Linked DNA regions of Mus musculus: regions 1, 2, 3, 4, 5 and 7 are each linked to region 6. A link is a loop called in an ENCODE intact Hi-C map of the cell type or tissue named here. Cell type or tissue: heart. All regions are shown on one strand. Links, peaks and the distances in the headings refer to the core of each region. The heading gives the core; the rest is flanking DNA.

Region 1 (4,546 bases), core at 195-4,194, 300 kb before region 6:
TGTAGTGAGGTATGGGGGAAGGGGATATCTCAGCCGGCCCATGCCAAGGCATCCCTTCCCCTGGAGGGACCAGCCACATGACAGTATAGTATAGATTAGAGTTTATTCAGGGCATGGGGAGGGGAATTAAGAGGGTAGTAGAGGCAGAGAAAGGCAAAAAGGAGAGAATAGAGAAGTAGAGGCCAGCCATGACCATGTGGAGAGAGGTGGGAAGGGTATGGGGAGAGGGAGAGGAGCAAAAGGGAGCAAGGGTAAGAGGGAGCAGGAGATAAGCAGCCCCTTTTATAGTGGGTCAGGCCTACCTGGCTGCTGCCAGGTAACTGTGGGGAGGAGCATACCTGACTATTGACAAGTAACTGTGGAGTGGGGTGTAGACAGAATGCTAACAGTTGTTGTTTATTCAATGCAATGTTATGGTGTTTACTATGAAAGTTCATTCAGAAATTCTCGTCTCCTATGGTCCCTTCAGGCATACTTATGATGTGACTTGAAGACAGTACAACTGTCATTTATTTCGTAGTTTTGATAACAAAATTCCCTAGGAATTTATAATTTGTGGTAGAACTTACTATGTTAGGATTTCTATAAATCCATTTCAGAGAATATTATATTGTTCCCTATGCACCCTTTCTCTATGTCAGACTTCCTTTTTCATGTTGTAGTGTAGCATATAAAAATTTCGAGATGATAAAAATTGATGCCATTGTTTTTAATAATCTCATTAACATTCTAGTGAGACTTTTCATATCTTTTGATGAAATTAAAATAAGACAGTTCTAATATTTGCTTTTTTGAAGTCTTTATCAAGAATTTAGTTAACATGGTTATACCATCAAGTCTCAGTCACAATGTTAAAAGTTGCTTGTGCTTGTTTATCATTTGTCAGGTATGGATTATAAAAGATTTATTTATTTATATTATGTATATGAGTGCTCTGTCTACATGTATGTATACTTGTATGCCAGAAGAGGGCATCAGATCCCAGGAGAGATGGTTGTGAGCCACCATGTGGTTGCTGGGAATTGAACTCAGAACGTCTGGAAGAACAGACAGTGTTCTTTTTTTTTTTTTTTTTTTTTTTTTTTGGTTTTTCGAGACAGTGTTCTTAACTGCTGAACCATCTCTCCAGCTTCCTATGTTTTAATGGTGAAATATGGATATTGTTTGGATTGGGCTTTCACTTTCCTGAACTTGAATATACTTTGAGGAGAGAAAGATGTGTTTGTGGTGTACCTACATATCTTTGAGGGTATGTGCATGTGTGTATGGTTGTACATTCACATGTGTTTGCCTAGATTAGTTTCTACCTTAATTTTTTTAGTTTTTATTTATTATTATTATTATTATTATTGTGAGTATATTTTTTGTGCATGATGTGTGTCCGTGGGCATGCTTACCTTAACACGTGTGTGGATATCAGAAAATAATTCTGTGGAATCAGTTCTCTCTGTCTACCTTTGCATGGGTTACAAGGTTCAAACTCAGGTTGTCAAGCTTGTACAACAAGCACCTTTACCCACTTAGTCTATCCTTCATATTAGTTTTTGAAATGGAGTCTCTTACTAAACCTGGAGCTTATTCATTCAGTGAGGCTAGCTGGCAAATGAGCTCTAGAGATCCACCTTATTCCTCTCCCTGAGGTACTGTGGTTACAAACTTACATTTCTGTTCTTGGCCTGGCTTTTATGTGGGTACCTGGGATCAAACTCAGGTCATCATTTCTGTATATCAGGTAGCCATGCTGACAGCCATTTCTCTAGCTCTTGAATAATTCCAATTTTCTTTTCTTTTTTAAAGTGTTTGTATGTGTGTGATGTGTGTATGTATAAACCAGACATTGTAGTACAGGTATGTAATCTCAGTAGTGGGAAAGTAGAAATAGGAAGAGCTGAAGTTTGTTATTCTCAGTGACATAGCAAGTTCTAGGCCACCCTAGGTCATCAAGATTTTACCTCCCAAAACAAAAGGCAACCTTGGCTGGCTTAGAACTGGCTTAGATTCTCTTTTCTTTTACCTCCCAAGTGTGGAGGTTAAAGGGGTATGCCACCATACTGACCCAGAAAAAAATTGTATTAAAAAATCTAAAATATTAGTTAGGGGAAGAGAATAAGTATATTATACTCACATGTTTATATTATAAACCCAGTATTATATAATTATTCCAGTACCAAATCTAAAACCAAGTTATTAGTAAACCTTAATCTACTGCTTTTCATATTTGTCACTGTTAGTCTGTGAGTTTTGTGAAACCTGAACTTGCCTACTTAGCCCAGGATCAGTGGTCTGGTAATAATTTAAAATAAAGTTTAACTTTAAACTTTAACCTAATTTGTTGTTGTTTTGAGATAGGGTCTCTCTATGTAGATCTGGTTAGCCTAGAACTTACTATGTAAGTCAGGCTGACTTTCCCCTCCTAGAGATCTGCCTTTCTGTACCTTCTGACTGCTGAAATTAAAGACATTGTATCCAGCATTACTTAAAAAAAAAAGTATTGTGATACTCGCCTGATTTCACTATTTACATACTAATTTCTTGAGTTGCTTCTCATCAACGCTTCAGTATAGGTTGATGACAATATGCCTGGAAACCATCTGTTATATGTTGTAAGTTGAGAAAAAATTAAAACTACTGCTTCCCTCATTGAGATTGGGAATACATTTCTCACTTTTGAGGAGTTTAATTTCTTTCTATTGATGAACTAAGCATTCCATATCCATTATACTCAAGGATAATATCAAATCCATAAACTAAAGATCAGTTTAACTCTTATAGTAGATTTTGGCATTTTATGTGTACTGCTCAAGTTTTTAGCCATAAAAGTAATGTATGATTTAGTATTAAGCATTAGGAAAATGTTTATTTAAAGTCAAAGTAAAATGCAGTGTAACTTACAAACTTACATAAATTTAATACTGCTTGAGTTCATGCTCTAGTCTGTATTTTATACATTATTATTACTATTATTAATATTTTTGGGAGGGTGGGGTTTTGTTTTTATTTTTATTTTTAAGGCAGGTTTTTTCTGTGAAGCTCGGGCTATCCTGGAACTTGTTCTGTAGAGCAGGATGACCTCAAATTTAGAAATCCGCCTGCCTCTGCCTCCTGAGTGCTGGGATTAAAGGAGTGTGTCACCATCACTCAGCCACATTACTTTAATTCTTCTTGATATTCATTGTTCATTGACATATCATTGTAAAATAATAGTATTTAAATTTTCCTAATAAGGTAACTTAAAGATACTTTTAACATTGAATGGGTAATAAATTGTTTTTAGGTTATAGCTATAGGTTTTTAGACTCATAGATTTAGATTTGTTAGGAACATTTTGTTGTTTCCAGGGTAGTTCTAAGATCATCTTGTACTTTGTGGTACCTGTGAAGTCACAAAGAAATTGTGACAAAGAAAACTCTGCCTATTTGTGTAGTTCTGCTTCCCTTGAATGACATTGTAAGAGAGCCTAAGTCCATCTTTCTGGTAACTTAACGTTTTTGTTCACTATAAAGATTTTCTATAACCAATTTATATGGTATATGGTAGATATACTTATAAATATATGGTAAGTATATGGTAAATATACTTGACATCTTAAGATAGTACAAAGGTTTTTTTGTAGGTCAGGAAGTTTAGATTGCCTCATCTGGGTCCTCTGAGAACCCTCCACTTTAACTAAATCATAAAAATAAAAACATATTTAATAATAAAGTTCTGTATGATATTTCATTGTGTATACAGATTATGTAGTATTTTAAAGTAATCTCTAGTTCAATCATGTTGTCACAGATGACCAGATTTTATTGTATGTTTGGAATCCTAAAGCCAAAATCAATGTGTTGACAATGTTACATGCAATTTGAAGACTCGGGAAAGAATCCATTTGCAAGATCACTCACCTTGTTGGCTTTGCCCTCCCCCTTCTGTTGCTTCCCACCTGCCCAGGGCTGCTCTTCATATGGGGAAGCTGAAGTGCTTTCCTCGTGGCCATCTCTGGCAATGGCAGATCCAGGTCTTCTCTTTCTAATCCTGCTGACTTCTCTTTCTGGATGAATGTCTTACGCTGAATGTCTCAGTGTACTCTAGATTAGCTCACGTGGATGGATGCCTGAGGACATTCTACTTGGGAATCTGTAATCTCTATATACATGCACGGTTCCCTTTTCTTTTAATAGAACCTATTTACAGGTTCTAGGAATTGGAACATGGACATTTTTAGGGACCATTTCATCTACTACAAATTGACTCCTTAAACTTTATTGAAGACTTTAATTTCTGGTTTTATTAGTTTGTTTGTTCACAATACATCTTGATCTGAAGGCAGCAGAAGTGAACTGAGCTACTGGACCTACATTGAACTTCTAATACCTCAAAGCCCACCACCTAGTAACACTTCCTGCAACAAGGCCACACCTTCCAATAGTGCCACTCCCTATGAATTAAACATTCAAACACAGGAGTCTGTGGGAACCAGTTCTATATAAACCACCATACCTAATTTATCAATTCTAAAATTTCTTTTCTTCATTCTCATGGAACTCTCTCTCAGGACCAT
Region 2 (4,546 bases), core at 181-4,180, 1.1 Mb before region 6:
GCAACAGAGCCCCGACCCATGTCAGCTCGCTCAGATCAACTGCCCGCCCCACAGACGTTCACCACTGCTGGCGGGTCTCCTCCCTGTCCAACTGTCCCTGACACCCCACCTCCCGTCCCTGCCTAAACTGGCTTGGGGGAGCATGGGCACTGTTTACCGTCGGGCAGTGAAGATCGCAGGCAAGAGGCCACCCCGGCCACTTGCACTGCCATGTTCAAGTTGAGCGGGCCTTTGGTGTCTTCCTTGAAGCTGGAGGCACAGGGGGCCCCCTGGAGCAGGGTCGCAGAGCCTGGAGCGGTCCGGCCCACACCCGCGTAGTCATACTTGGTGCCTTTGAGAGCCGAATGAACCAGACTAGACTCGGGGGCGAAGGGCGGCCTAGTCCGGCTGCGTTCCTCAGATGCGGTGGGCGCATCAGGCGTATAGAACTTGACCTGGTCTTCGGGTCCGTCCTTGGCGCCTGGAGACTGCAGGCCAATTGGCCCAGAGCCGGTCAAGTAAGGCTGAGAGAAGCCTCCAAAGGCAGAGGCGGTGGCAGGCTGCGCAGGGGTGCATGAGGCGGGCGTAGTAGCCCAGGGCAGCGCGCTGCGAGGGTATGAGATGGGGGGAAGCGCGGCCAACTGGCTGCCATTGGCTCTCAGGTTGGAAAAGTAGAAAGAGTCCGGTGACTGTAAATTCAGAAGCGAGCCCACATAGCCAGCTCTGTAGAGACTGCGCTCACACATCTCCAACAAAGGGCCTCGGCTGTGCTCGCAACAGTATTTAGTTACAACCCGGAATAGGAGGACGGGCTCAGAGGATTGGACAAAACTTTGCCTGCAGGTTCTTCAAAGCCGGTCATTTCAGCACCGCCTACATCCCCCGACCCGTCCCCACCCCCACCCCCTTTCAGGGTATTATGATAACACTCAATGTTCGACGGCGAAGGACGAGGCTGCTAGCAGAGCCAAAGCCTGTTGAGGGAGGGCGAAGCCCTTGAAAGTTTCCAGACCTCTTTCAGGAGCCGGTGACATTGGGATGAGGGTGCCTTTGCCCAAGTGTCTCTTGGGAGTTTTCCTGCTCTGGGTTAGTCTTCCCAGCCCTTATTTCGCAGGCTGCCTGGGCCGGGCTTTGCGTCTACAAACTTTAAGTTGCAATTCAGACGTTTTCCAATAAGGGTACCTGGGCTTGACTGGAGAAGAGCTGGCAGTGGCACGGACTGCTCCTGGATCTGAGCAACCAATCCTTTTTTATAGAAAGGGCCTCTAAAGTGGTCTCTGCCAAAGGCACTTGGCAGCAAGGACCCATTCACTTGACCCTGTAGCCCCAGGTCACAGACAATACAAGAGGTTGACCAAACAAAGGTGAAAGGCGGCACAAACTGCTCAAGTGTGGTACCTAAGGAATCTTCACGCTGTTCCTGACATTTGTTCCCAGGAACTGTGCTCATAGCGTTGTTATCCAGTCCCCTCAGGCAATTCCGCAGTCCGAGGAGCCAATCTTGTGAAAAATTACATTTCTTTTCTCTCCTGGGGTCATCTTGGTGACTATTCCCTACTAGCCAAGCTCCTAGCCGTCCAACTGAGAGTTGGAGGGGCAGAAAAGTCCGAGCCACCTGGCTGAGGAGGCACAGTCGCACAGGAACAATCAGCTAGCTGAGTCTCTTTTGTCGGTGCCTCCAGGCACGCGGGCCGCTGCGGGTTCACTGTCTGGGCAAAACAGGCAACGCTCCGTGTGTGTAGTAAGTGTGCTTAACCCCTGAGGCAGGGCCTTCTGGATGGTCCAGAGGGAATAAGGCTTTTCTCCTCAAGAGACTGTGTTGTGGGAGCCCGCGCTAGCCTAAAGCAGGACCCATGGTCCATGAGCCAAGCTGGAACTGGTTAGGCCCCCAGCTCTGGCAAGGAGACCACACAGGCGCCGCCGGAGGGCAAGGCTGACCACCTCGCTGGGACTTTATTGTGTGAGTTACGGCGACCAATTGGGCGGCTCTCAGGACGCAATCGTCCTCTTCCTCCAGCTCTGGGGCGGGAGGAGGGTGGGGGTGGGGGAAGTCTAAGGATCCTGGGGCATTACTAGAGTTTCCTCCTTTTCAGGAATTGGGACTCCATACTTTCTTTTCTGGTAGGTGGGAGGAGGCAGAAGTTTTAAGTCGGTTTTTAGAAGCCTTAGATTAGGTATTCGATAGCTTTCATTTTGAAGAATTCTCTCCTTTCTACTGGAGCATCCTCTGGCCTGAATTTTCAGTTCTAATAGTTCCAGCACTCTCAGAGCCCCTGCCTCCTGCACAGAGATTCCTAGGTAGTTACAGGCCTAAGGGTGCATCCTTAGACTATGGCTGCCTTATAATTATGTTTGCTTCTCAGGACCAAATACATAAGTGTGAATCAGGAATGAAAAGGACAGCTAGATTTTTTTTCCAGGTTTTTTCCCCCCCTTAATCGACCCACTTCATTCCTCCAAGTCTATAACTTTCAAGGTCTGGTAGGCAAAGTTCTTTTTGAGAAAGCTGGTGGCTGATGCTGAAGGCTGGAGACCATGAGGGAAGGTGGGAGGAGGAAGGGAGGCTTGTCTGGGATGTTGGGGGCTGGGGGGGGGGGGGAGCTGAGGAGCAGAATGGCAAGCTCTGCCAATGTCGCCAAACGCCCAGGAGATGGCGAGCGTGCTCCACGCCTGACGAGGCGCCGCCGCACGGTCAAGATCAACAGTGAAGGGCGGTGGGGCGGGCTTGGGGTCGCCAGTGCTCGCGGTCACGGCCCGCTGCCAAGGAGCTACGGACAGTCTCCGAAAGCCAGAGGTTGTAGCAACTGACCCAGACAGCGGAGCCAAGGGACCTGATGCAAGGAAGCCTGTGGCCGCGTGTTATTGTTTGACCTTTCGCCTCTGTCCTAACGTCTTTTTCACCTCTTGAATCATGAGTCAATCTGCCGATCTTGGGATCTTGGTTCCTACCCCAATCGCTAATACCGTGCCAAATTTCTGAGCGTCTCTCAGCCTAGATCTAACTGAAGGCAAAGCCTTTCCCCGAACTTCCTCGGCCTTCCGGGCTCCCCGCGGGCCTCACTTCCAGGGCCTCAGCCACTTACCCCCAGCTCTCCTCCTCCCGCAATCCCGAATATAAAAGGCACACATATAAATAACAAAGCCTTCATCTGTTCCTCATTTAGCCATCAATCCAAATACCACCAGAGAGCATTTGAGCGCAGTTTTAATCTTCAGCAAACCCCATTTCTCTTAGGCTCAGCGAAACTGACGTGCGACCTGCAGATGAAAGGAAAAACCTCGAGGCAATTCCCTCTATCCAATATAGGAAACCTGAGAAATGGACCTGTGAGATGAAGTGTGGCCTTGGAGACTAGAACCTACAGAGAGGGGGGGGAGGGAAGGAAGGGGGGGGAGGAAGGAAAAGAAAGAAAAGAAAGAAAAAGAAACGAGGGGACCGAGAGAACGGTGGTTGGGGGGGGGAACTAAGGCCACTTTTTTGTTTGTTTGTTTGGCTGGCTGGTTGGTTGTCCGCCCCCCAACATGTCTTGTGTACAAAATAGCTAAGGTATTAAGACAGAGGTCTTTCCCTAAGTGACTGAAGGGTGATGTGCTTCCCTTTCCAGGGGTTTATCCTTCATAAATTGAACCGCATTCTGCATCTGTATTTCTCTCTCTCTGCCTGTACCCTCCCCACCCACCCTCTAATAACGAAGTTGGCCTCTGTAGTTGGCAGTAAGATGTGAAACAAGACAAGCTGGACCAGAGAAAACGAAAGTAATTACCAACTCGAAGGCCCTGTGTTTCTCCTAGAGCCCTCAAGAAGCCCTCCTACCAGGAGAGATTACAGTTGTGTAAGCTTTTAGAAGTCTGTTCAACTAACTTGCACATCAGGAAGTTAGCTTGCACTAGATTATAGTAGTGGCTACAAGGAGCCCCACTTTCTCTGTGGCCCGTTTCCCTGAGTGGCAAAGAGGACTGAATCAGGAAAAAAAAGTTCCTGATTCCTAAAACTTGTGTTTAGTTGCTAGGGTATATAATAGCAGTTTCAGTTGTCAATTACTGCATACCACACGGGATGCTTGAAGCGTTTCTTTATTGATTGCCAAATATGGATGTGGCTTTCTCTAATTTCAAGAACTTCCTAGCGAAGATATTTACAATGGACCCTCTGTAGGCCCCAAATGTTCCAGTGAGTTTTTCTCTACCCAGGCACCCATTGATTAATAAATAAAAAAATGTCAAATAAATTGATAATATTGAAAGAAATAAAATTTATTGATTTTTAATGAGTTGGTCTGGTTTTAAAATGATGATTTTAGACATCACAGATGATATCCTCATTTTAAACATCACTATTTGTGTTAGAAGGAGGTGGACAGAAATGGAGAACAGAACATGGAGGTTTCAGAGACCAGAACTGGTGTTGTTTCCTTCATCTACAGATGTCGAGGAGAGCAAAGTTTTATAATAAATAAAAACAGCTTCTAGAGGCAGCACAAGCTTGAAAAACACAAATGGATGAAGACTCAGTGGAGACAAGAGAGTTCTTTTTATTTATATCTCCCTAGGAGTAAAATGTGATTTT
Region 3 (4,546 bases), core at 241-4,240, 68 kb before region 6:
CTCTGCACTCAGACAAGAAAAGGACTGATGAGCAGAAACTGGGAGGTTGGAAAAAATGGCCTATAAGGTCCCTGTAAGACTTCATTTCTGTTGCTACCCGGCACAGTGCTTCTCAGGTGCTGTGAGAGTCAAAAATAGTGGTCACACCTGCCTCTGCCTCTGCCTCTCTGCCTCTCTCTCTGCCCCTTTCTCTCTGCCTCTCTCTGCCTCTCTCTCTGCCCCTTTCTCTCTGCCCCTCTCTCTGCCCCTCTATGCCTCTCTCTTCCCCTCTCTTCCCTTCTCTCTGCCACTCTCTCTTCCCCTCCCTGCCTCTCTGCCTCTGCCTTCTGGAATGCTTGCTGCCCTTCTCTGCCCTGGCCTCTGCAGCCCCAGCACTGCAGCCCTCTCATCTCACTCCTTGCTGATGGTTTAAATGTTTACTGATAGCTTTGTTCTAATACTTCGAGTGCAAATACCAATATAATGAGGAGAACATGGTGTTGTTGTATGCATGAACATGAGTGTTAAAATACTTAACTAATGCCCTGTTCCCCAGAATCCGATGTTGAGTGTGTGACTATGATGTGAAAAGGCTGTAGAACATCACATTCTGCTAGCAGGAATGTGACAGTCGGAACAAGCATGCAGCACACAACTAGAAATGTTAGAGTCCTGCACGATTTGGGAGAGTTTTGATTTTTAAGGTTGGGATTTTGTTTGTTTGTTGTAAGAAGAAAATGAGATCTATTAATTAGAACTGTTAGTAGGACACACAGTATAACACACAACTTTGCCACTTTTCTGGCCTCCCAATCCCTGGAATCCAGTCTCTGTTTCTAAGAGTGGATTATCTAAGATTCTGCATGTAAGTGGATCTCAAGTTTGTCCTAGTGGACTGGCCTATTTCACTTAGCACAATGTCCTTCAGTTTTATCTATATTTAGCATGTGGTAAAATTTATTTCTAAAAGCTAAATTAATATTCCTGTACTGGTTGGTTTCTGTCAACTTGACATAGGCCTAGACATATCTGAGAAGAAGGAATCTCATTTGAGGAATTGCCTGGAGACGGGTCTGTGGGACATATATTTGATTAGTTATTGATTGGGAGAGTCCCACTCATATTGGTCAGTGCTACCCTGTACAGATGGCTTTGTTGGTATGGAAACAGCAAGTAGAGGAGCACTGATGAGAGCCAGTGAACAGCACGCTCCATGTCTCTGCTTCAGTTCCTGTCCCAGCTTCCTGCCTTGCTTCAGCTTCTGCTTCAGTTTCCACTAGATGTAACCCAGCATATCTGTGTGCCAGAACATACCCCTCCCCCAAGTTGCTTTTGATCATAGCAATAGAAAGCCAAAGTAAGACCATTTCTTTGAATATTTACCCATTTTCTTTACTCATCCATCCATGAATATTTAGGGTTTTTTTCCCCCATAAGTTGGCTGTTAAGAAATACCTTAAATGTTACAGTAAATGCTGCTATTGACAGAGGGTGAAGCTATCTTTGAGATCCTGATGTCAGACTTTTGGGATAGCCTGCATAAATTTCTTAAAAGAATTGCCGGCAGTTTTCATTAACAGCTGAAGTATTTCACATTCCCACTGGCACCGTCAAGATTGCAGCTTCTCCACACTCTCACCAACAGTGGTTCTTTCCATTTGGGGAATAGGCATTTTCACCACCATGAGGTGACACCCCTTTTTAGGTTTGATTTGCATTTCCCTTGAGATTAATAACAGTACATGATCTCTTCATGTTAATCATTTTTGTATCTTCCGTTAATACGTGTTTTTTGGACCCTCCCCATCTTTTTCCTTTTTTGAGATGAGGCTCACCATGCTTCCTTTTCAGGCTGCACGTGAGCTCCTGGACACACACACACACACACACACACACACACACACTACCTAGACCTGCCCCATTTTTTTGGAGTTATTTGAAGGTATGCAGGCAAGGTAATTCAGCTGGTAAAAGTGCTTGCTTTGCAAGGCTGTCCAAAGTAAAAGTAGAGAACCAACACATAAAACTTGTCCTTCTGGCCTCCATGTGCATGCTTTGGCATGTGTGCCCCAACCAGGTGTACACACACATACACGTGTACCAATAATAGTAAAATTAAAGCTGCTTGGTGGCTTTGCTATTCAGTGCCAGGAGTTTCTAATATATTCTGATGCTAGCCCATCAGATATATCATTTGCACGTGTTTTCTGCCATTTTGTCAGTAGGCTTTACTGTTCCTTCCTGCATGCTTCTTCTCTGGTTTAAAATTACCTCTAAGCTCCACCACTGACATGTGACCCAGCCTCAACTTCTGCTCCTGGCTCAGTCCAGTTCATGGGGGCATCCTTCCCTGCAGGCATGCATGTTTGCTTTGCTGCTGACTATGGGTGCTCAGTGGTTTGGCTTCTCATTTTTAGTTATATGGAGCTATTGGATAATACTTATCATTTGGTAGAACATTTGTGAGATTTTTCCTTCTAGATGTCAGGAACCCTAACGCAGACTGGCAGTGTGTCACATAATTAGAAATCCAGCATTAAAAATCCGCCCCATCCTGTGGGGGTTGGAATGCATCCAGGTCCATCTTCCACCTTTGAGCTATTTTGAGACTCATTTTGGTACAGGGTGGTGACAGAGGCTCCAGTTCTTTGTTTTGCCAGAGTCTCACCTATTTCCAAGACATAGTTTTGTCAGACTCAAGGCCTGGCACGCAGTTTCCTGATGCTGTGTCCATGTCTATCTCTGCACAGTAGGTCCTTTCAGGAGAATAGAATGCTAATTGGCCCAGATCTCTGCCATACATGGTAATATAATAGTTTATAAGACAAGGAGTAACAATTGGAAATAAAGATAAAATTCATTAAGAGGACATAATATTTTAAAGTGTATATATGCCTAATAACAGATTCAAATACATACAGCTGAGCTGCAAATGAAATAGACAGTCCACATCATAATTAGAAGTTTCAGTAATACTGTCAGTGATAGAACAGACCAAAAATAGGGTCATGGGAGCTTTAATCAGCCAATTTGATCTAATTGATATTTATACAACATTATACTCAGTAACAACAGGAAGGATGTACCCTTAAACTAAATATTCAGTTATAAAAAATCAAAATTGGCTAAGCATGGTGGCACACATACTTTTAATTCCAGTACTCAGGAGGCAGAGGTGGATGGATCTCTGTGAGTTCAAGGTCAGCTGATCTACATAGTGAGTCTCTTGTCTTAATGAATTAAGTCTGAGTGCTAGAGAGAGGGCTCGGCAGTTAAAAATACATACTGCTTTTACAGAGGACCCAAATTCTGTTCCCAGCCCCCACAACAGCCAGTTAGCCCCAACTCCAGGAGAATTCATACATCTGGCCCCAGGGGCACTAGCACTCCTGTGTACATACATGCATGCACACACATAATTAAAAATAGGGCAACTTTAAAAAATACTTTTGAGATTATAATGCAGTTACATGAGTTCCTGCTTCCCATTCCCCTGCCCTCTTCAATTTGTGACCTCGTTCCTCCGTTTGTTTTTTTTTTTGGGGGGGGGTGTTTTTGAGACAGGGTTTCTCTATGTAACAGCCCTAGCTGTCCTGGAACTTGCTTTGTATACTCAGAGATCGTCCTGCCTCTGCCTCCCAAGTGTGGGAATTAAAGGTGTGCACCACCACATGCTTGGCACTGACCTCTTTTCAGTTGTTGTTATCTTTATGTATGTATATGTGTGTTACATATATATGTCCTCTGTGTGTCTGTGTGCGCACACACACAGGAATATATTCCTAAATACAACTTCATCCATCTGTATCATGTTACTTTTATGTGTTTTCAGGGCTAACCATTTGGTATTGGGTCACCAAGTGGTATGTGTAGCCAGGCAGTGATGACGCAGGCCTTTAATTTCAGCACTTGGAGGCAGAGGCAGGCGGATTTCTGTACAGCCAGGGCTATACAGAGAAACCCTGTCTCGAAAAAAACCAAAAACAAACAAACAAAAAAAGTGGTATGTGTCCTCTTTGCATGGGAAGACTATTTCTCCCACTTAGCATTCCTTAGTTGCTGTAGTTCTTTATGTAGGCTTGAGGTCTCCCCACCCCTGGCCATTGTTGCTAGTGTGTCTGTTGATGTTGTTCAGCCACTTCATGAGATTCCATGGGTGTGACTTCTCTGACATCTCTAGGAGACAATTTCACAGCTAACTCTTTGTTCCTTGCTATCATTCTGCCTCCTCTTCTGCAGTGATTCCCAAGCCTTAGGTACAGGACCAGTGTCTAGATCTATCCTTTAGGACTGGGCTCCAAAACTCTGCATTTTATCGGTTGTGGTTCTCTCTTCTTTTCCTTCCCTTCCTTTCCCTTCCCTTCCCCTTCCCCCTTCCCCTTCCCTTCCCCCTCCTCTTCCCCTTCCCTTCCCCCTTCCTTCCCCTTCCCCCCTCCTTCCCCTCCCCTCCCCTCCCCGTCCCCCTCCCTTCCCTTCCACTCCCTCTTCCCCCTCCCCTCCACTCCCCCTCCCCCTTCCTTCCCTTCCCCTCCCCCTTCCTTCCCTTCCCCTCCCCCTTCCTTCCCTT
Region 4 (4,546 bases), core at 238-4,237, 310 kb before region 6:
GGCAGGCTCATTAACTCTCAGATACTATTCCAGACAAACTTACAATTTTAGATTCACTTGGCGTGGAGAAATTGGGTGTATTTTATGTAAAGACACGAATTGTATTCATAAATCTAAATTAGAAATACGCATTTAACAAATGGAAAAGCATGATACTAAAAAAAAAGGCTTGCTTTTTAAAAATCAGTGCAAGATTTCACAGGCGCCTTAATCACATTTTGCAACTTGTACATATTTATTGGACAACCAACATCCCTAAAATAAGCACCAAAATCTTCAGTAGGAATAAGTATGTTTAGGAGTAGTGCACCTGAACCAGTTATGGAATTGTAAAGGTCTGTAAAGGTCTGTCTCTTTCATTGTCATTACACTAATCAGTCGTCCTTCTTCTTGCCCCCAATTTTAAGGACATTACTTTGTGTGTATGAGTGTTTGACTGCATAAACGAATGTGCACCACATGCCCACGGAGGCTGGAAGAGGTTGTCCGATCCCCACCCCCACCCCGCTTTTATGAGCAGCTGAGCAGGTATGTGGTGATAGGAAACTAAACTTGGGTGCTCTGCAACATCAGCAAGCACTCCTAACCATCTGTCCAGTTCCTTCCCCCGCCCCGCCCCCTAGTTTTTTTGAAACCTACTTCCTACATTAACAGGCATTTCTTTGGCACTACAATTTATAGAGCAAAGGAAAATATTGTGGGAAGAATGCCTCTTCTCTGCTGGGTTCTCATTGGCGTCCTTTAGTCCTCCTTAAAACATTAACCAAACCGGACGTGGTGGCGCATGCCTTTAATCCCAGCACTTGGGAGGCAGAGGCAGGCGGATTTCTGAGTTCGAGGCCAGCCTGGTCTACAGAGTGAGTTCCAGGTCAGCCAGGGCTACACAGAGAAACCCTGCCTCGAAAATTTAAAAAAATAAAAAAATTAATACCGATCTCTTAAGCTTTAAATGAATGAAGTGATTCTATTGAAATTAATAATTTTAATTAATTTCTTAATTCTACGTCAGGTACCCTGGAAGTGGAGTTATAGACGGCTTAAGGGTTACTTGCGGATGTCCTGGAACTCACTCTGTAGACCAGGCTGGCCTTGAACTTAGAAATCCGTCTGCCTCTGCCTTCCGAGTGCTGGGATTAAAGGCGTGAGCCACCACGCCCGGCTCGCATCCAGTACTGTTAACCGCTGAGACATCTCTTCGGTCCCTGAAATTTGTATTTTTATATCTAACTAAGTAAAGGAAATTTGATAAAAGAAACACTCATAATTACAAGAATTTTTCTCTAGGAAAAAGATCGTTGCTTTGTTTTAAAATATGGTGACATGGGGGTGGAAGACGGTGTATTTCCTTTTGATCACTGCCTTTGAACATACTCGTATGTAATATACCATATACTTGACATAGGGTGGTGGGGAAGATCGGCTCCAGTTCTGGCTTAGTAAAATCCGAACAAAGAACTCTCTAAGAAAAGGTTTCTATTTTCTACGCAGGGCTGACTTATTTTGCTTCAGTGTGCACATGGGGGCGGAGGTGATGACTGGCAAACCCCGACTCTCCAAAACCTTAAGCGTAGCTCTCTCTCCAGCTCTGGCTTCTCGGTACACGGAGAGTGGTCCAGAAGCGCTTCTCCCTTCATAGTCTCATATCCCTAGCGAAGTCAGAAACCAATACGACAGAGACATCCGGCGCCAGGGCTGGGCTCCTTTAGGCTCCCCGACCTCACCTTTCTTCTCTCACACCGCCCACGCCCTCCTGCTCGCTCCTCCGCCACCTGCGCGCGCGCCCCAGATCCGGTGCAGCTTCTCGTGCCCGCCTCCCGACGGCTGCCAATCACAGCTTTCTGCAGTTCCCTGGTTACCGAAACAACGGTCCTTGGGCACCTTGGCCACGCCCCTTTGGACCTGCTTCCCGCCTTTCGTGCTTTTCGCCCAATCACTCGCGTCCGAGTGTTCTTTGGTTCCCGCCTCCCCGCCCCCGCCCTCCTGAAGACCCGCCCTTTTTCCGAGGCACGACGGAGTCACCTGACCCGCGGGCGCTCCCTCGGTGGAAAGCAGGAAGGGGCGTGTGCGTGAAGGGGAGGGGCGCAAGAAGAAAGCGGCAGGGATGCCGGGAGTGGGGCGGGGAGAAGGTTTGTCAGTCGGATCTCGCGAGAGAGGACGGAAGCCTGTGGGAGCCCGTGGCCTTTAAAGTGCGATTCAGCCCTCTCCTCCGGGGCTAGTTTGTAAACACGGCCGGCCTCCGGGCTCGCGGGTGGCTGGCAGGACCATGAATTAGTGACCTGGAAAGGTGAGTAATGGTGGAAGGGCCACGGGCTTGGAGGTTGTAGGGATGCAGAGGAAGAAGGTGCTAACATGGCGACGTCGCTGCCTGTAGTCTCCACCCCCCGCCTCCCACCCCTTTTGCGCCCCTGCTGTGGACCCCAACCCTACGGACGGCGGTGGCCGCGTTGCCGCCTCTGGTCTGGCGGAGCGACCGGACCGTTAGGTAACGCGCTGCGGCTCCGGCCGGCCCCTCCCTCGCGCGCTTTCCCAAGCCTGAGCGAGAAGGAATAACGGCTCTTCTCCGACCCCTCCCTCCGACTTCTCCTCTGGTGTGGTCACTTGAGAGGTCCCCGAGGCGCCCTTCGGATCCGCCCATCTGTCGGGGAGACCCCCGCCGCTAGTCCTTGATCGCGCTGCCCAGAGGGCCCACGCTGGGCTCCCCACCGGGGACTCGGGCGATCGAGGGTTTGGGATGGTGCGTTGAAGGATTGGGAAGCAAGGGTCTCTGGCCTCGGTGGAACGTGATGGAGCCAATGGTAATGGAGAACCTGCTGGTGGTCTCGGCCTTTTCTGTCCTTTCTGCCGCCCTCACACTCCCGCCGCCGCCACCCCCCCCTTTCCAGGTGGGGCGGGGCTGAGGTGTGGGTGCAGGTTGATTCTGCTATTCCCCCCCACACCCCATTTACTTCGACCGGTGTTCTGCAGAGCTTTTGTAGGAAAATAATCTGTGCCTTTTATTACCCCAGGGACAAGGAAGAGAGGTAGGGAGAGATGTGTGTATGTCTCCCCGGGATGCTCACTCATTGAACCAGACCTTGGAGGAGATGGGAACTATTTTTATGCACATAGGTATTATAAAATTGTCTCTTCTTTAATGGAGACTCTTAAACTGGGAAGGTCGAGTAAAACTACCACCAGTATAATTGAGTAAAAGGGATACTCATGATAGACTCTAGGCCCATCGACTAATACCTAGTTTACCTTGTGGAAGTCACAGTTTCTTGGGGATTATAAACTAGGGACACGTTCACACCAGATGCAGGTAATGCTGTTTTTAACATCTGACCAAACACGGACTGTTCTGAGCTCAGTTTGTCCTGTTTGAAGAAATTCTTAACCCTTGGCCATTGTCAAGTAATAACCGTTCCAGGAATACTACTCATTTAGCGCCAAATGGCCTGGGTCTCTAGCACCCAAATGGTAAGACTTTATAAAGGCTTATTTTAAAACAGTTAACTCTAGATGAAATAAGAGTCTTGTATTTAAATTTGCTAAACCTATTTGAAGAATCCCTGCAATAAACTTTTTTCAAAAGTATAGAAATATTTTGTAGAGTATGCTAAAAACATATCCTATATAAGCCAAGAAAACTAAGTACATGGATCTTTAAGGCCATCGATAGTTGAGTGATAATTAAGGTTCTAGGTCTTAAAATCATTAATAAATAATTGGAGAGATGTTTAGAGATGTTTTCATGGGTATTTTAAAATTTTAAAGCTATATTGTTTTGAAATGATACTATCCATTAAATATTTCATGACTAACATTAAGTCAAGAAATCTAGGTTTGTTTTTGTTTTTTTTTATTTTTAAGAAAACTTGAAAACTTGAGTTTTAATTATTATCTGTACTCTCCTAATCAATTATATTGCTAGATCTAGTAAATAACTTTACCTTACATGCTGTTTCCACTCATTTTTGACTTTAGTCTCTTCCAAAATGATATGTGTTTCTGTGAACTGGTATCACTTTCTTTTGTTACTCTTATTGAAATGCCCTTAGAAAAGTAAGTCTTATATTTAAAGCAAAATTTGTATTGGAAGCTGGGCGTGGTGGCGCACGCCTTTAATCCCAGGCAGAGGCAGGCGGATTTCTGAGTTCAAGGCTAGCCTGGTCTACAGAGTGAGTTCTAGGACAGCCAGGGCTACCCAGAGAAACCCTGTCTCGAAAACAAAACAAAACAAAAAAATTTGTATTGGAACCCTCCTTGATTAGAAGTCAATGAAAGTAATTAGATAATTCAATGAAAGTGATTGGATGATTCAACTGACCTGTATGAAATTAATACATATAGTACTCCCTGTATTAACTTGTAGCCTACAAAACCACCTGTCATATAGTCAATGGTTTTAACATTTTGTGACTATCTTATATTCACATCTATTTCTATAGACTGAAATCTTGTCTGAAATGGAACATGTTCTATGTTTGTTTTTAAGATTTATTTATTTTTGTGTTTTGCTTGCATATATGTATGTGTACCATTTATGGGCAGTGCCCTTAGAGAC
Region 5 (4,546 bases), core at 373-4,372, 160 kb before region 6:
CGTTGACATAAGGTCCTGGCAGAATTACTCTTTTGATTTAAGTTACAGTAAGTTTGTTTATTTGGAATCTTGTAAACATTTGTAATGATTGGCTCTGAAACTCAGAACAGTTTCTAGTATGCCCACAAGGTGGCACTTGCCACCCTGCATCCTCTTTCCCTTCAGTTTAAGGAGATTCAATTCAACAAAATGTACGAAGTTTGAGTCTTAAATTTAGTACTTGGAAAAGTGTTCACTTTTAAGAGGAGCTGGTTCCTCTGTTGAAGATGTTAAGGTTATTTTGAAAACCATAGACTAGAAAGGGGTGCTTCTGATCATTGTATTTGCCCTTTAAGTACCTTAAAAAGAAAATAGAGGCTTATTTTTTCTACCTATGTAATGTATATAACCTATTATGAAATGGAAGATATTTACAAACATATACATATCACATGCACAGTACTATTGGAATACATAATATTCTAGAGCCACTCAAAATTTGATATATCAATAATAGTCCTTCCTATAATGATGTCTCCATAGGTGCCACACTGCCAGTGTCATTTCTTTATGGAAAGGCATCCTCCTCCTATTCATGACAGTGTCTTCAGTTGACCTAGTACAGTGGAGGATCCAGAGCACAAGTCTATAGATAGCAACCTTGTGGACCACAGAGTAAACAGGACTGGCCAAAAATGGATCTGGATGGACAGACTTGAACGGCCATTAATGATCCACATACATTTCATATAAACCGTTTTTTATCTCTTCCATACTGTTTTTATTTTAACTTTTCCTTTATAAAATGGAGAACACGAAGTACTCTAGCCACTGTATATTATAATTTATTGATACTTCTGGTAGAATCCTGTGTTATATGGTTGGTACCACAAATAAAAATGCTTTATTGTAAGAAAGCATGGGAAATGAAAATAGTCTAGTTCTAGATGTCTTAAAATAATGGCATTTATAAGGACACTGGCCACTAGCAATTGTTTCCAGGTAGTTGTGTTATTTTTATATTTAAAGGCAAGAAAATATGTATGGAATATGATATGGGATTTCTAGTTCTAGTTCTTATCATTCCTGATTTTAATTATGAATGAGATTTACTGAATGGGACAGTAATGAAGTCAGCAGGCATTACTGATTGCAATGAGTTACTTCAGGCTTCTTTTTACCCTGCCTATGGAATATTTAGTTGATGCTGTTTCACCTCTTTACTGTTTACATTAACGTTATTCTGTGTGGAGGGACTGATGCTGAGCTGATGTTGAGATTGGTAGAGAAATGAATGCAGTTGGCTGATCTGTAAAGTTCTACCAACAGTTTCATTGGGAGTAAGTAGCACTGTGTTCAAAGAGGCTGAAATGGGGAAGTACGCTTAATATATTGTGCTGCTGGACCATTGCTTCATGGGGACATTCTCAGTTCTCTTGGCCTCTTCATAAGGGAGTCAAGCTGCAAATGCAAGAGCATGGAGTAGGAGCGGTAAAAGGAACTGTTGTTGTTGTTGTTGTTGTTGCAGATTGAATCAGATTTTCCAATGTCTAAGTTTAAGCCCTTAACCAAATGCTTAGGAGGGTTGGAAAGTGCTCATTTCCCACCTTCTGGGAAGGCTTGTGAAGAAAGAGTTATACTGGAAGAAAGAGTTATACTGGAAGAAAGGATCAGAAAGCTTTCCTCTTAGAGCAATTGTTACGTGTGATTGTTACATGTCCTTGCTAAACTGGCTCTGACTGCGCTCTGTGGGCAGGCTACTAGAGCGGCCAGGCACTCCTTTGTTAGCTCGGCCTTTCCTGTGTCAAGGCTCAGTGTTCCTTTCAGACTAGTTACTGACATCCTGTCGTTTTGCACTAGATCTCCTTTTAAACTTGTAAAACATCTTTTTAAAATTTAATTTTTATTGACTTCATGTAAACATTGTGTTTCAGCATTTCATTTCTGAACTAGGAAGCAGAGAAATTATGGTCAGAAGAATGCAGTATGGGAACAGATGTGGGGTTGCTTGCCAGCATCCGGCCAGGGCTTGCTTACCCATTGCCATAGTTGACTAAGATGGTCATTTTTTTCATAAAGTGACTTGGCTATTTTTTCATTGATAAAATAAAAATTGTGCTTTCAATTGTATCTATTTCCAGTTTTTTATTTTTTTATTTTTTTTTCAGAGTCAAGGAAACTTCTAGGCTAAGGTTGTAAACTTTTTAACCATAAAAATTCCTTGTCTTTATTTTTTGTGTTTAGGTTTGTAGTCTGCATTTGAGAACAAGTGGATATTCAATAATATAGATGAAATATCTTTTTTGTGCATCTTTTTGACATTTGTGAAATATAAAACAGCTTTTTCTCTAACTGGGTTTTTTAGGTTGTGTTACAGTGTTTTGTTTCATACTCAGATACATTTTGTTCATGTCCTCTAATTTCTGATTATCATTATCTTAAAATTTTTGTATGGGGTCCCCTTAAATTCTGTGGCCTGTGGCAAAAACTGGCTGTGTTCCTTATACCCTCTTTTTGCTTGGTCCATTAGCTGTAAGAAGTCGTGTCTACCTACTTCTCAACATTAAAAAATAAATGCAGGCCTGGTGGTGGTGGCGCACGCCTTTGATCCCAGCACTTGGGAGGCAGAGGCAGGCGGATTTCTGAGTTCGAGGCCAACCTGGTCTACAGAGTGAGTTCCAGGACAGTCAGGGCTACAAAGAGAAACCCTGTCTTGAAGGAAAAAAAAAAAAGGCCAAAACTAAATAAATAAATAAAAATAAATGCAAACATACATACAGAAAAATAGTGTAAATTGCTTTTGAACAAAATGCACATAAAAGTTTAAAAGTAGGTTAAGGCTAGAATTGTAAGTTCTGGGTTATTTCTAAGTGAACACACCCTAGGTTGCTTCTGGAGAAAGCTCCTTGGCCCCTGATAAATATTCATTTCTTATAGAATATAAAAGCAATGGAAATATTTTTCCATTGCACTTAACTTCTCTGTGTTTGATATTGATTTGAACCTCATTTTTTTTTTTTTTTTCTCTGTAACCCTGGCTGTCCTAGAACTTACTCTGTAGACCAGACTGGCCTTGAACTCAGAGATCTGCCTGCCTTTACCTCTTGAGTCATATCATTCTTTTTCACTTTGCAGTGACAATGCTCTTTTGTTTTCCAGACGCTAGTAGCCTGGAGGGACCCTAACGATGTTACTGCAGTAAAGCATGCAGATAGTATTTTAGACCAAATGCTTCTTCGTAGCTGCCTGCAGAAGCCACTCAGTCTGCTTCTAGTATGTTGTTTATTAGGATGTTTTAGTTTGAACTTCAAATTAAGCAAAAGGATACTTAGATATTTAAGAATTGTCAATGATTTGCCTGTCTATTTTACTGGACCACATTTCAAGCATGAGTCCTATGGTAGAAATGTGAAAACAATGACTGCTTAAATAAAGATATCTTAGAAAGTTCTTTCAAGTATGTATTCTGTTGACATGTCTCTTCTTACTGATAGTTGGTAGGAATTCATTAACGTGTAGCTGTGTTCATGTAAAAGATCTCTTGTCCTGTTTATGAATCATATATTGCTTTATATGGTTTTAACTGATACCTATATTCGCATTATGTTTTGTGCTTGATTTTATGCATATATTTTATGTGTTGTATGTTTATTTTATACACACACATGTATTTGTTACATTCACTTTTGTCAGGCTTTTTGCTGTTTGTCATGCAGGAAATGCTTTGGAGCTGTTTGTTGCAGAGTGACAGGAAGGAGCTCTCCTCTGTCATACGTTTGACTCTGGCATCAGAAGTTCTGAGGACTGTATGGAAATCTTTCTACTGTCATCTGTGTGTATCTTCCTGAAAATTTCTTTAATATCAGCTATCTCAGGAAAAATAGTATTAACAGCAGCAGACATTCTTTGTCCTTGACTTGCCAAAAGTAAACTTATGACTTTTACTAGTAAGTGCTAGTACAGGCAGGTTTCCATAAGCCTGTATCCTATGTTGTCGATCACCACTGTCCTGCCAAAACTAGCCCCTCAGAGTGAGACAGGTCATTATAGTCTGCCTGTCAGAAATTTGTATTAGCCTGCCGGAAAACTCTTCCTTCCACCTAAGCTCCAAATGGGAAGTTCTCAGGTATCCTCCACTTTAAAAAAAAAATTGTTAAAAAATTTTAAGACAGAATCTCTAACCTAGGCTGGCTTTGAACTTGCTGTGTAGCTGAAAATGACATTGAACTTCGGATTCTCCTGAGTACTGGGATTATAGGTATGAGCCACTGTGATTCAGTTGATCAAGTCCAGGTCCTGGCTTGTGCTGCCCAAAGCCCTCTGCCAGCTGAGCTACGTTCCTGGTCTACCTTCCACCTTTGCCTTCTTTTCATTGTTTCACAAGTGCCCTGCAAGAGAGCCATGGTTGTCTGTGGGACCTATGACACTTAATAATTGCTTCATATTTCTTTGTGCTGTTTGTGATCTTGCAAAGGGTTGAGTCACTGCTGTTCTGCACACCATATGTTGAAGCATGGGCTGTGATTAGAAGGAGGTAGGAAGGTTGGGTGGCAGCCCACTTGACTGT
Region 6 (4,546 bases), core at 155-4,154:
ACGTCCCATTCTGGAGCCGGGGAGATGGCTCAGTGAGTAAAGTACTTGCCACACAAGAAAGAGGACCTGGTTTCAGATCATTAGCATCCACATAGGCATCTGGGCATGGTGCCCTGTGTCTGTAATCCCAGAGCCGGGGAGGTAGAGACAGATGAACCCATGCAGTTTGCTGACCTGCCAATCTAGCTTAATCGTTGAGTTCCAGGTTTAGTAAAAGACCCTATCTCAAGGAAGGTGTGACTAGGCATGGTGGCACACAGCATTAATGCCAGCGCCCCAGAGGCAGAGTCAGGTGGGTCTCTTTGAGTTCAGGGCCAGTCTGGTCTACAAAGCGATATCCAGAACAGCCAGAAGAAAGAAAGAAAGAAAGAAAGAAAGAAAGAAAGAAAGAAAGAAAGAAAGAAAGAGAGAAAGAAAGAAAGACAGTGAAGAGTGATTGAGAAAGCTGGCCTTCAATTGCCCAACATACATATATACATACATACATGTGTACACACAGACCACACACATGAACATATATACACACAAAGAAACATCAAATTCTGGCTTGTCTGCAACTTGTAGTCTAAGTGAACTCGGACACATCACAGGTAACTGATAAATTATTTCTCTGGCGGAGAAATGAGCCAATTCAAGCCAGATTAGCGATATTTATAAAGGCAGGTTTATTGGGAAACTGCACACAGGAGAGATCACTGGTTCCAAGAAATGAGGCCAAGTCGCCATGGAGAGGGAGACAGAGGGGGTGGGGGGAGTGGAGGAGGGAGGAAGAGAAAGAGAGAAAGCTCGCACAGAGAAAGGGAGAAAAGAGAGAAGGGCGGAGAGCGGAATGTCTGATTCATAAAGGGAAGAGCCTCTGGGGGGAGGGGAAGCCCAACCTCTGGGCTGGGAAGTTTAGAGTAGAGGGCATGCTTTGCCAGGTAGGTACTGAGGGATGCTGGGAGAACCCGGAAGCCAGGTCCACTTTGGTATGTTAAATATTCAGCCCAGTTTCTTGTTCTGGGTCTGAATCCCAACAGTAACACCACTCCGCTGAGGAGAGCGAAAAGGGAGACGTCAGGACTCTCTCCCTGACTCAGGGATGATGTCCTCTTCCGCTCTCAGAAAGGGAGAGCTTGTAACTAGATAGGACCGCCATGCCTACTGCTGTGAACCACAGCTCCAAGACTCAGAGGCCGCGAAAGAATCGAAGAATCTGGCTTGTGTCTCATAGGAAGCACTGTGTGATCCATTTGATCACAAAACTATCAACTTGAAGTGCATGGTTCAGAGCTTGTCTGTGTGTTTGGGGGTGGAGGTGAGTCTGATAGCACAGCACATACCTGTAAATATAAACACTCAGGGAATGAGGCCGGGGAATTGCAGATTAGCTTGGAGCATATAGAAAGACCCTGTCTGACAACAAAAATTCCAAACAATAACAAAATAGAATTTAAAAGTCCGAGCATTTCCGACAGACCAAGATAAAGGCAGATTCCTGGATAAGATTTGTCGGCCTTGGGAAAAAAAAAAAAACAAACCGTCAAATTCATTGCAGCCAGCTCTCCGACTGTTCAGTTCCTCCGGACTTCATGCCGCACAATGTCAGGAGCTGAGCTGGACTTTTGCTGAGACCCTTCTGAGGGGAGTCCTAGGCTGGCTTGCTTGGTGTTTCCGCTTGTGGATAGCAAAAGGCTTCAGAGCCCCGCGGGGGGGGGGGGGGGGGGCGGCCCTTTCAGAGAGGGCTCTGCGGCTGGATCACCACTTCAATGACCGTCTGTTGCCACCTGCTGGCCGCTGGGCTGCTGCACAGCACTGCACAAGGATGTTTCACGGGTTGAGGGGCGGGGGTGGGGGTGGGGGCTCCTAGGAGCCCCAAATGTGGTGGCACAGGACTTTTATCCCAGAAGTAGGTGAGTTCAAGTTCAGTCTTGTCTGCATAGCTAGTTCCAGGCTAGGCAGGGACCCCGTCTCAGTTAAAATAAAATTAAAATTCGGGTGGGACATAGGCAGCACTAATTAGGTTGGGTTGTAATTTTGTTTAAAAGAATAGGATGTGAATTTGGGAAGAGGATGGGCACAGGAGGAGTTGAGGGTGGGGGTTGGAAGTAGGTGTAACCTAAATACATTGTATACATACATGAAATTATGTAACAATATAATATAAAAATCTAATAAAGAATAAACTTTGTAATATGTGAATGGGGATAGAAGTGACAGATCCACTGTAATCCGTTCATCAAACCATGAAACTCAGTGAAACTCAGCTTTTGATTGCTTCTGTATCATGTCGTTTGATGAGCTTTTATAGATATGTTCTCTTTCATTCATTCACTAGTCAGTCATAAACACTTTGGAGGGACCCAGAATGGCACTGGCGTTATTGATAGAATGAGGGTCACATTCTCATTGTTGCCTCAAATAAAAGCAAGCAGTACAATCTATCCTAGTCTATTATTATTTTGATACAGGTCTGACAATAGCCTGGGCTGACCTGGAACCAGTAATCCTCTTGCCTCAGCCTCTGCAGTGGTGGGATTCCAGGCTGAGCTACCACACCCTGCCACTCTACTCTTGAATTATAATTTACTTCCACTTACCCCTCAGCAACAACGACTTACTGACTCTCCATCCTCCACAGGCTGAAGCAACAACCAAGAGCAAAGAGACCCAGGCATGACTCTTGTCACTGTAAAGTCCAGTAGAAGAGACAGATGTTGATCAACTGCAGAATTGACATCACAGTGCAATGTGGTAGGGTCAAAGGAACAGTTCCAATAAAAGGGGCCTCAGAGACCTCCTAAGTTCTAGATAGAGACTCAGGCTATTTGGTATGCACTGAAGTTACTTAAGCACTTCTGCCTTGGGGGGAGTGTAACCCAGTGGGCTGATCTGTATGTATAAAGATTCTCACCGCATGATTTTTTTATACAAGCTAATGCACACGGAGATATAAAGAAAGCTGCCCAAGTATCCAAAGATAAGAGTTGCTTAAGCAAATTATGGTATACTAAAAAAAAAAAAAAATCTAGAGCCACTGGATACGTCTCTTTTCTTCCTGCTCTTGGCTACACACTCACTGTTACTGGATCATTGTGATCTTCATGCAAATACGTTGTGAATTCTCCTCTTGAAAATAAGAAGGCCCCACCTCAATTTTTCCCCTACATCCCTCACTGTCTCCCACACGCCTCTTTGTCACCCTTTGCAAAGGTGCATCCCCAATTCTGCCCCCTCCTAAATCTGCTCTGGCCAGGACGCTGTGTGTGTCAAAGTCACCAGTGGTCTCCATGTCACTAAGTCCCACACTCATGTCACATGTGGTCCACTAGCAGTGCCAACACAGCCTCCCAGGGTCCTAACTGTCCCCTGCTCAGGTCCTCCTTCGGGCCCCCAGAGCTGTTCTGCCTTTCATTTTCCTCCCGTGTCTGGCTTCCTCTTTCCCAGTCTTCATTGCTCCCTCCTCCCTCCTCCCAAGCTTTGAATGTTCATTTTCTTCTCTACCTGCATTCACACCTTTAACCTGATCCATTCAAAGCTTTATCTATTTTACTTGTTTTTTAAAAGCTTTTGTCTTTAAATTGTTTATTGTGCTTATTTATGTATGTGTTTACCTGAATATGATATATGAACTGACTCATGTGCTAACACATATGTGCAGGTCTGAAGAACTTACAGGGCTCAGTTTTCTTTCCTCCATGTGGGTCCTGGGGATTGAACTGATCCATTTCATTGGCCTCATTCATTCATTCATTCATTCATTCATTTGGTGCTGGAGATGGAACCCAGTGCTTGCTAGGCAAGCCTTCCACTAGGAGCCACTCCCAGCCCCAGCCCTGACCTTCTTCAACCAGAGCTGTTGTAGCGCAAAGCCCTCTTTCCATGTTATTTATTCCTTACTCTTTGGAAATTGAAGCAGAAGACTCCGAATCTCCAGATTTGTTTCTCATCTGCTCTCATCTCTACCTTGTCCCGACTTGCTAAGCAATGCCAGTGAGTCCCAGAGAGAGTCTCCAGGACCCAGGAGAGACATCTTACCCTTCTAGCCTCTGCACAGCTGAGTGCCACCCCATGGCAGCCTTGGCTTTGCTTGGGACATCCTGGATCTTTGAGTGACTGTGGAGGAGTGTACCCCACTACCCTACTCCCACTCAGAAATCCATGAATGAAAACAAAACATTTGTTTATTATGAACAGCTATAGAAATTTTGGGGATTATTTGTACAGTAACTAGGGATGATTAACACACAACTCTAGAGGTTGGAGAGATTACTCTGCGGTCAAGAGCACCTGGTCCTGCAGAGGACCCAGGTTTGGTTCCCTTCACCCACCTGATGGCCCACAATCATCCATGACTCCAATCCAGGGCATCTGATGCCTTCTTCTGACTTCCGCAGGCACCAGGCACACACACGGTACACAGACATACACATAATCAAAATGCTCGTACACGTAAAATAAAACAAATAAATCTAAATGGTGCTTTTTAAAGAAAAACAATTAAAAATTAAAAACTAATTCTAAAAAAACATATAGCATTGCCGAGGAAGGCAAGAAAACTGATATT
Region 7 (4,546 bases), core at 173-4,172, 280 kb before region 6:
GCCTGTATAATTGTGTCTGTGTGTGTGTGGCTAATGTGTCTGCAGAAGCCAGAAGAGGGCACCAGACTCGCTTGGACTGGAATTATAGATGTGAGTTTGTGGGTGCTAGGAATTGAACTTGGGTCCTCTGAGAGAACATCAAATACTCTTAACCACTGAGCCAACTCTCTAGCCCTAATACCAGCCTCTATACAGATTCTTTTAGAAAATAAAAAAGAATTAACATGTCCCAACTTTAATTATAAAACTGCCACAAAATAACACATAGTATTTCTGATGAACATGAATGTAAAACAAATTCCAAACAAAATATTAGCAAGTAAAATCAGGCTATTTATATTTCCAAGATGAGATTGTTCCAAACATTCTACTTTGTTTATCAGTGAGAATAATTCAGTGTGATTGACCACATTAAAAAAATAACTTTGGCCGGGCATGGTGGCGCACGCCTTTAATCCCAGCACTTGGGAGGCAGAGGCAGGTGGATTTCTGAGTTCGAGGCCAGCCTGGTCTACAGAGTTAGTTCCAGGACAGCCAGGGCTACACAGAGAAACCCTGTCTCGCAAAAGCAAAAACAAAAAAACAAAAAAATAAATTTGGGGGCTGGTGAGATGGCTCAGTGGGTAAGAGCACCCGACTGCTCTTCCGAAGGTCCGGAGTTCAAATCCCAGCAACCACATGGTGGCTCACAACCATCTGTAACAAGATCTGACGCCCTCTTCTGGAGTGTCTGAAGACAGCTACAGTGTACTTACATATAATAAATAAATAAATCTTTAAAATAAATAAATAAATAAATAAATAAATAAATAAATAAATAAATAAATTTGAAGTGGGGGTGAAAACAGAAAGAGTTAGAGGAGAGTTAGGGGAAGGGTGAAATACAGTATTTGTGTTCCAGTTCTCAAAAGAATCAAATTAAAAATAAGCATAAGGACCAGACGTGGTGGCAGGCAGTTTACATGAGTTCCAGACCAGCATGGTCTACATTGGTTTCAAAAAAGAAAGAAAAAAATATATACACTTAAAAAAATAAGTAAATGGCCGGACGTGGTGGTGCATGCCTTTAATCCCAGCACTCAGGAGGCAAAGGCAGGTAGATTTCTGAGTTCAAGGCCAGCCTGGTCTACAAAGTAAGTTCCAGGACAGCCAGGGATATACACAGAAACCCTGTCTAGAAAAACAAAAAAAAAGAAAAGAAAGAAGATAAGTAAATAAAAGAAGCTGTCAGCATCAGGCACTCAAAGCTGGCTGGCCTGGTCTACATGAGACCTTGATTCAAAAAAAATACAACAGAACGATACTTATAACAGTAGATTTTGAGGTACAGACATTATTTTTCTTTCCATAATATTTTTATTAATTATTTAAGTCTTATATACATTAGGAACCCAGATCACACTTAATTCCTAGTCCTCCAAGGTCCACTCCCCATCTTTCTGGACCCCTTCCCCCCAAAAAAAAGGAAAAGAGAGAAAACCCCCCCCCCAATTTGTGTTACGCTTATACTCATGGGAGCGTGATCAGACTCCTGATAATCAGCTCCTTAAAACTGAGTCCTTCCTCAGCTGTGGAGAGCTACTCTTCAGCATCCTTACCACATTTGTTAAGAATTCTCTCCCTTGGTTTTCTGTGTAGGCTGTTACTTTGGGGGGCAGAGTAATAGTGTAAGGTATAGATCTTCTATGTCTTTCTCAACTATGAGTCTACAGTCATCAGTACCACAGCAAAATTAGCTTCCTTGCCCTTTACAGTCAGCAGGAACATGGATCATGGACTTTTTATTGATTCTTTGTGAGTTTCACATCATGTACCCTAATCCCACTCATTTCTGTCCTTTCATATCTGTCCTCTGCCCTTACAACATCCCCCAAAAGAAAAACAAACAAAACGTAAAAAAAAAAAATTTTGTTCTAGAACCTACAGTGTGTCACAGTGTGTCATACACTATACCTGTTTATCCACAATGAGTCATTGATCTGATTCGAGGCCTCTGGCTTCTGCTATACTGTCAATACTGGATCTTCACAGGAACTCCTCTCAGATATTCTGTTGTTGCCCTCTGTTGTGGAGATCCTCTAGGTTTGGATCTGCAGCTCTGGCCCTTTCACATTCTCTAGCAGCTCATAAATGGGGTAGATGCCTGGAGTAAGCTAACCCTGAATCTGGGCCTGAGTGGTAGCTGAGTTGGTCAGTCCACCACCTCTCCTGCTACCCCACCCCCAACCAATGCACGCATAACACCAGGGGGAGCTCTTCAGCACTGTCCCAGCTAGCTCATTTAGTGCAACCAGCCAAGTGGCAAGACTAGCTCTTATACCCTCCTGGCCAGCTTACTCACCCCACAAACATTGACATAGACCCCTGATGCTGCCTGGCCACAGACCCAAATATGGCCCTCAGCAGCAGCATGGGCTGGGACTTCACCATGGCCTCAGGTGGTAGGACAGGCTACTCACATCAGACTGTTCCTCTCCACCCTCTAGTTCTACCTCTCTCATAATTCTTTTTTTTTTAACAAACCCTTGTGTCGAGGGCTGACTTTCAGTAGATCGCAGCGAGGGAGCTGCTCTGCTACGTACGAAACCCCGACCCAGAAGCAGGTCGTCTACGAATGGGTTAGCGCCAGGTTCCACACGAACGTGCGTTCAACGTGACAGGCGAGAGGGCGGCCTCTTCATAATTTTCAATCTGTTCCACTTGTCTTTCCCATCTGTCTACCATGTACTTGTACATGTAGTCATGGCTTAGGTGTGGCTTGTGACAGGTGGGCCTCTGGGTTTCCCATGCTCAAGGCAAGGGAAACTGTCTTACTTAACAGTGTGTGTCTAAAAAAATCTGGCTTTTTTGAGAGTGCAGTATTTAAAAAACAAAACTGTACTATCAATTTCTATAAAGTTGTTCGAGAATTTATATGGGTCCCAAATGTCCTTTCTGACTGAAGTCTGCAGTAAAAGCCACTGTCATAATAAGTACTAATTTGTTATTTGCCCTATTTTGCTTTCATTCTTTAAGAACATACAAGTGGGTGCTGAAGAAATGGCTCAGTGGTTAAGAGCACTGACTGCTCTTCCGGAGGTCCTGAGTTCAATTCCCAGCAACCACATGATGGCTCACAACCATCTGTAATGAGATCTGATGCCCTCTTCTGGTGTGTCTGAAGACAGCTACAGTGCACTTACATATAATAAATAACTCTTAAAAAAAAAGAACAAGTAAGAGTTTCTCCATAAGCTGTCTGAATATGTCACAGCAGGTTGAGTATCAGAAGCAAATATGAAAATTCAACCATCTTATTCTGTTGAGCCAGATATTAGGTTTGCAAACAAATCACTTTTTTCACCTCACTGTATCTCTATCCCTGGTTTGTAAAAATTTTAAGCTTGAAAGGATATATTATTACTAAGATAAGTCATACCTATACAGAGATGTTCCAAACCTAGTTGTGACAAAACAATACAGATTATATAGATCAAGAAGTTGACATAGTATAGCAAGGCAATTTGTCTGTTTCTTGGTGAATCAACCTTCATGTGGGAGGTTTGAATGCCCTATTTCATCATGATGATAAGACTCTAACCTAGAATGAATGACCTGAGTAGTAGTGTTTGAAGACCAAGCAAGTTCTGCATGACCAAGCAGAGGGTATAAGACTTGGGACCTAACCTTGTGCCATTTCCACAGCACTGTTAATTGAAATAATTATGAACCCACCTCGAGTCAAGGGAAGGAACATAAACTCATTGTGAAAAGCACTGCAAAGAATTTGCAGCTGTATTTTAACAACTTTCAAAAGAAGTTTGATGAACTAAAATATTGTTTACATTGAGTTATTTACTATGTAAAGCAATAATTATTAAAACAATACTTGTTCATTCTGTCAACATTTTGTGCCATAACCTTGTTGTTACTAAAGTGAGTCTTTTCAGTCCATGGCCATTGCTTTATGACCCTCATTTCATGCTCCCTGCCTGGCTAAGAAATAATTCTTAGATCATCAATATTTACCTCTTTTTTTTTCAGTTCTTGATCTTCCTTCAAGATACTTTTCTTTTTCTTTCTCCATCTCCCCCCACCCCCAAACAGAGTTTCTCTGTATAGCCTTGGCTGTCCTTTAACTTGCTTAGAGATCCACCTGCCTCTGCCTCCCAAGTGCTGGAATAAACGTGTACACTGACATACCTGACAAGATACAGTTTCTTAATTTTCTTATAGTTTAAATATGGTATGCCGAGGTCTTAATTTTTGTCACTCATTTTGCTGCTACTGCTGCTTTGAGCTCCCAGACTCTCTGGTGTTGTATCTTGCTAATTTAAAAAATAAAATAAAATTCAGCTTTTATTAAATAAGACATTCTTCTGTTATTTTCTTATTTTTTCATTTGTTTAATGAAAGCAGGTTTTCACTCATAGTGTTCGCTATCTGGGATCTTTTGTGTTCCCATATAATTGAACATATCTTTTGTTCAGTTATTTTGAAGAATTATGTTGACATTTCTATAGTGATTGCATTGAAATTATAGATTGCCTTTTTGTTGTTGTTGTTT

What was found. Hi-C counts contacts between places; a loop is a spot of excess contacts. Peaks named below come from ENCODE experiments on the same cell type or tissue, not always from the same donor. Only the 100,000 strongest peaks of a DNase experiment are listed, where the experiment ranks them.
Region 1: it touches region 6 in a loop (2.3-fold over the local background); 9 of 42 quality-filtered maps call a loop at or near these places.
Region 2: a loop joins it to region 6, with 6 times the contacts of the local background. A loop is called at or near these places in 16 of 42 quality-filtered maps.
Region 3: a loop joins it to region 6, with 2.2 times the contacts of the local background. A loop is called at or near these places in 8 of 42 quality-filtered maps.
Region 4: it touches region 6 in a loop (2.5-fold over the local background); 8 of 42 quality-filtered maps call a loop at or near these places.
Region 5: it touches region 6 in a loop (10-fold over the local background); 31 of 42 quality-filtered maps call a loop at or near these places.
Region 7: a loop joins it to region 6, with 2.4 times the contacts of the local background. A loop is called at or near these places in 2 of 42 quality-filtered maps.

What each region holds. Positions count from the first base shown.
Region 1 is chr2:73,882,718-73,887,263 of GRCm38, reverse strand. The region is part of intron 1 of Atf2 (activating transcription factor 2); the gene reads left to right. Among named protein-coding and RNA genes, the nearest start is that of Gm10822, 7.4 kb to the left of the region's middle. In heart, for the core only: no CTCF peak of the experiment used is centred there; no DNase peak of the experiment used is centred there.
Region 2 is chr2:74,671,266-74,675,811 of GRCm38, reverse strand. Hoxd12 (homeobox D12) reads right to left here and starts at 799. Exons shown (of 2, transcript NM_008274.3): 1 at 158-799. The coding sequence starts at 725. It overlaps Hoxd13 (homeobox D13), which reads right to left. Exons shown (of 2, transcript NM_008275.4): 2 at 4,209-4,546. In heart, for the core only: a CTCF peak has its summit at 2,644; a DNase peak (open chromatin) is centred at 2,691; H3K4me3 peaks cover 1,602 bases; H3K27me3 peaks cover 4,000 bases.
Region 3 is chr2:73,650,508-73,655,053 of GRCm38, reverse strand. The region is part of intron 7 of Chn1 (chimerin 1); the gene reads left to right. Among named protein-coding and RNA genes, the nearest start is that of Chn1os3, 56 kb to the right of the region's middle. In heart, for the core only: no CTCF peak of the experiment used is centred there; no DNase peak of the experiment used is centred there; H3K27ac peaks cover 158 bases.
Region 4 is chr2:73,890,213-73,894,758 of GRCm38, reverse strand. It overlaps Atf2 (activating transcription factor 2), which reads left to right and starts at 2,120. Exons shown (of 15, transcript NM_001025093.2): 1 at 2,120-2,284. Gm10822 (a long non-coding RNA gene) reads right to left here and starts at 2,351. Exons shown (of 3, transcript XR_003953852.1): 1 at 2,020-2,351; 2 at 1,722-1,848. In heart, for the core only: no CTCF peak of the experiment used is centred there; a DNase peak (open chromatin) is centred at 1,958; H3K4me3 peaks cover 2,858 bases; H3K27ac peaks cover 2,225 bases.
Region 5 is chr2:73,741,442-73,745,987 of GRCm38, reverse strand. All of the region lies in intron 1 of Chn1 (chimerin 1), which reads left to right. Among named protein-coding and RNA genes, the nearest start is that of Chn1, 32 kb to the left of the region's middle. In heart, for the core only: no CTCF peak of the experiment used is centred there; no DNase peak of the experiment used is centred there.
Region 6 is chr2:73,581,982-73,586,527 of GRCm38, reverse strand. It overlaps Chrna1os (cholinergic receptor, nicotinic, alpha polypeptide 1 (muscle), opposite strand), which reads right to left and starts at 1,668. Exons shown (of 2, transcript NR_153820.1): 1 at 1,521-1,668. In heart, for the core only: a CTCF peak has its summit at 1,768 (motif pointing left); DNase peaks (open chromatin) are centred at 797 and 1,767; H3K4me3 peaks cover 1,238 bases; H3K27ac peaks cover 1,329 bases.
Region 7 is chr2:73,866,004-73,870,549 of GRCm38, reverse strand. All of the region lies in intron 4 of Atf2 (activating transcription factor 2), which reads left to right. Among named protein-coding and RNA genes, the nearest start is that of Gm10822, 24 kb to the left of the region's middle. In heart, for the core only: a CTCF peak has its summit at 2,250 (motif pointing right); DNase peaks (open chromatin) are centred at 2,289 and 2,569.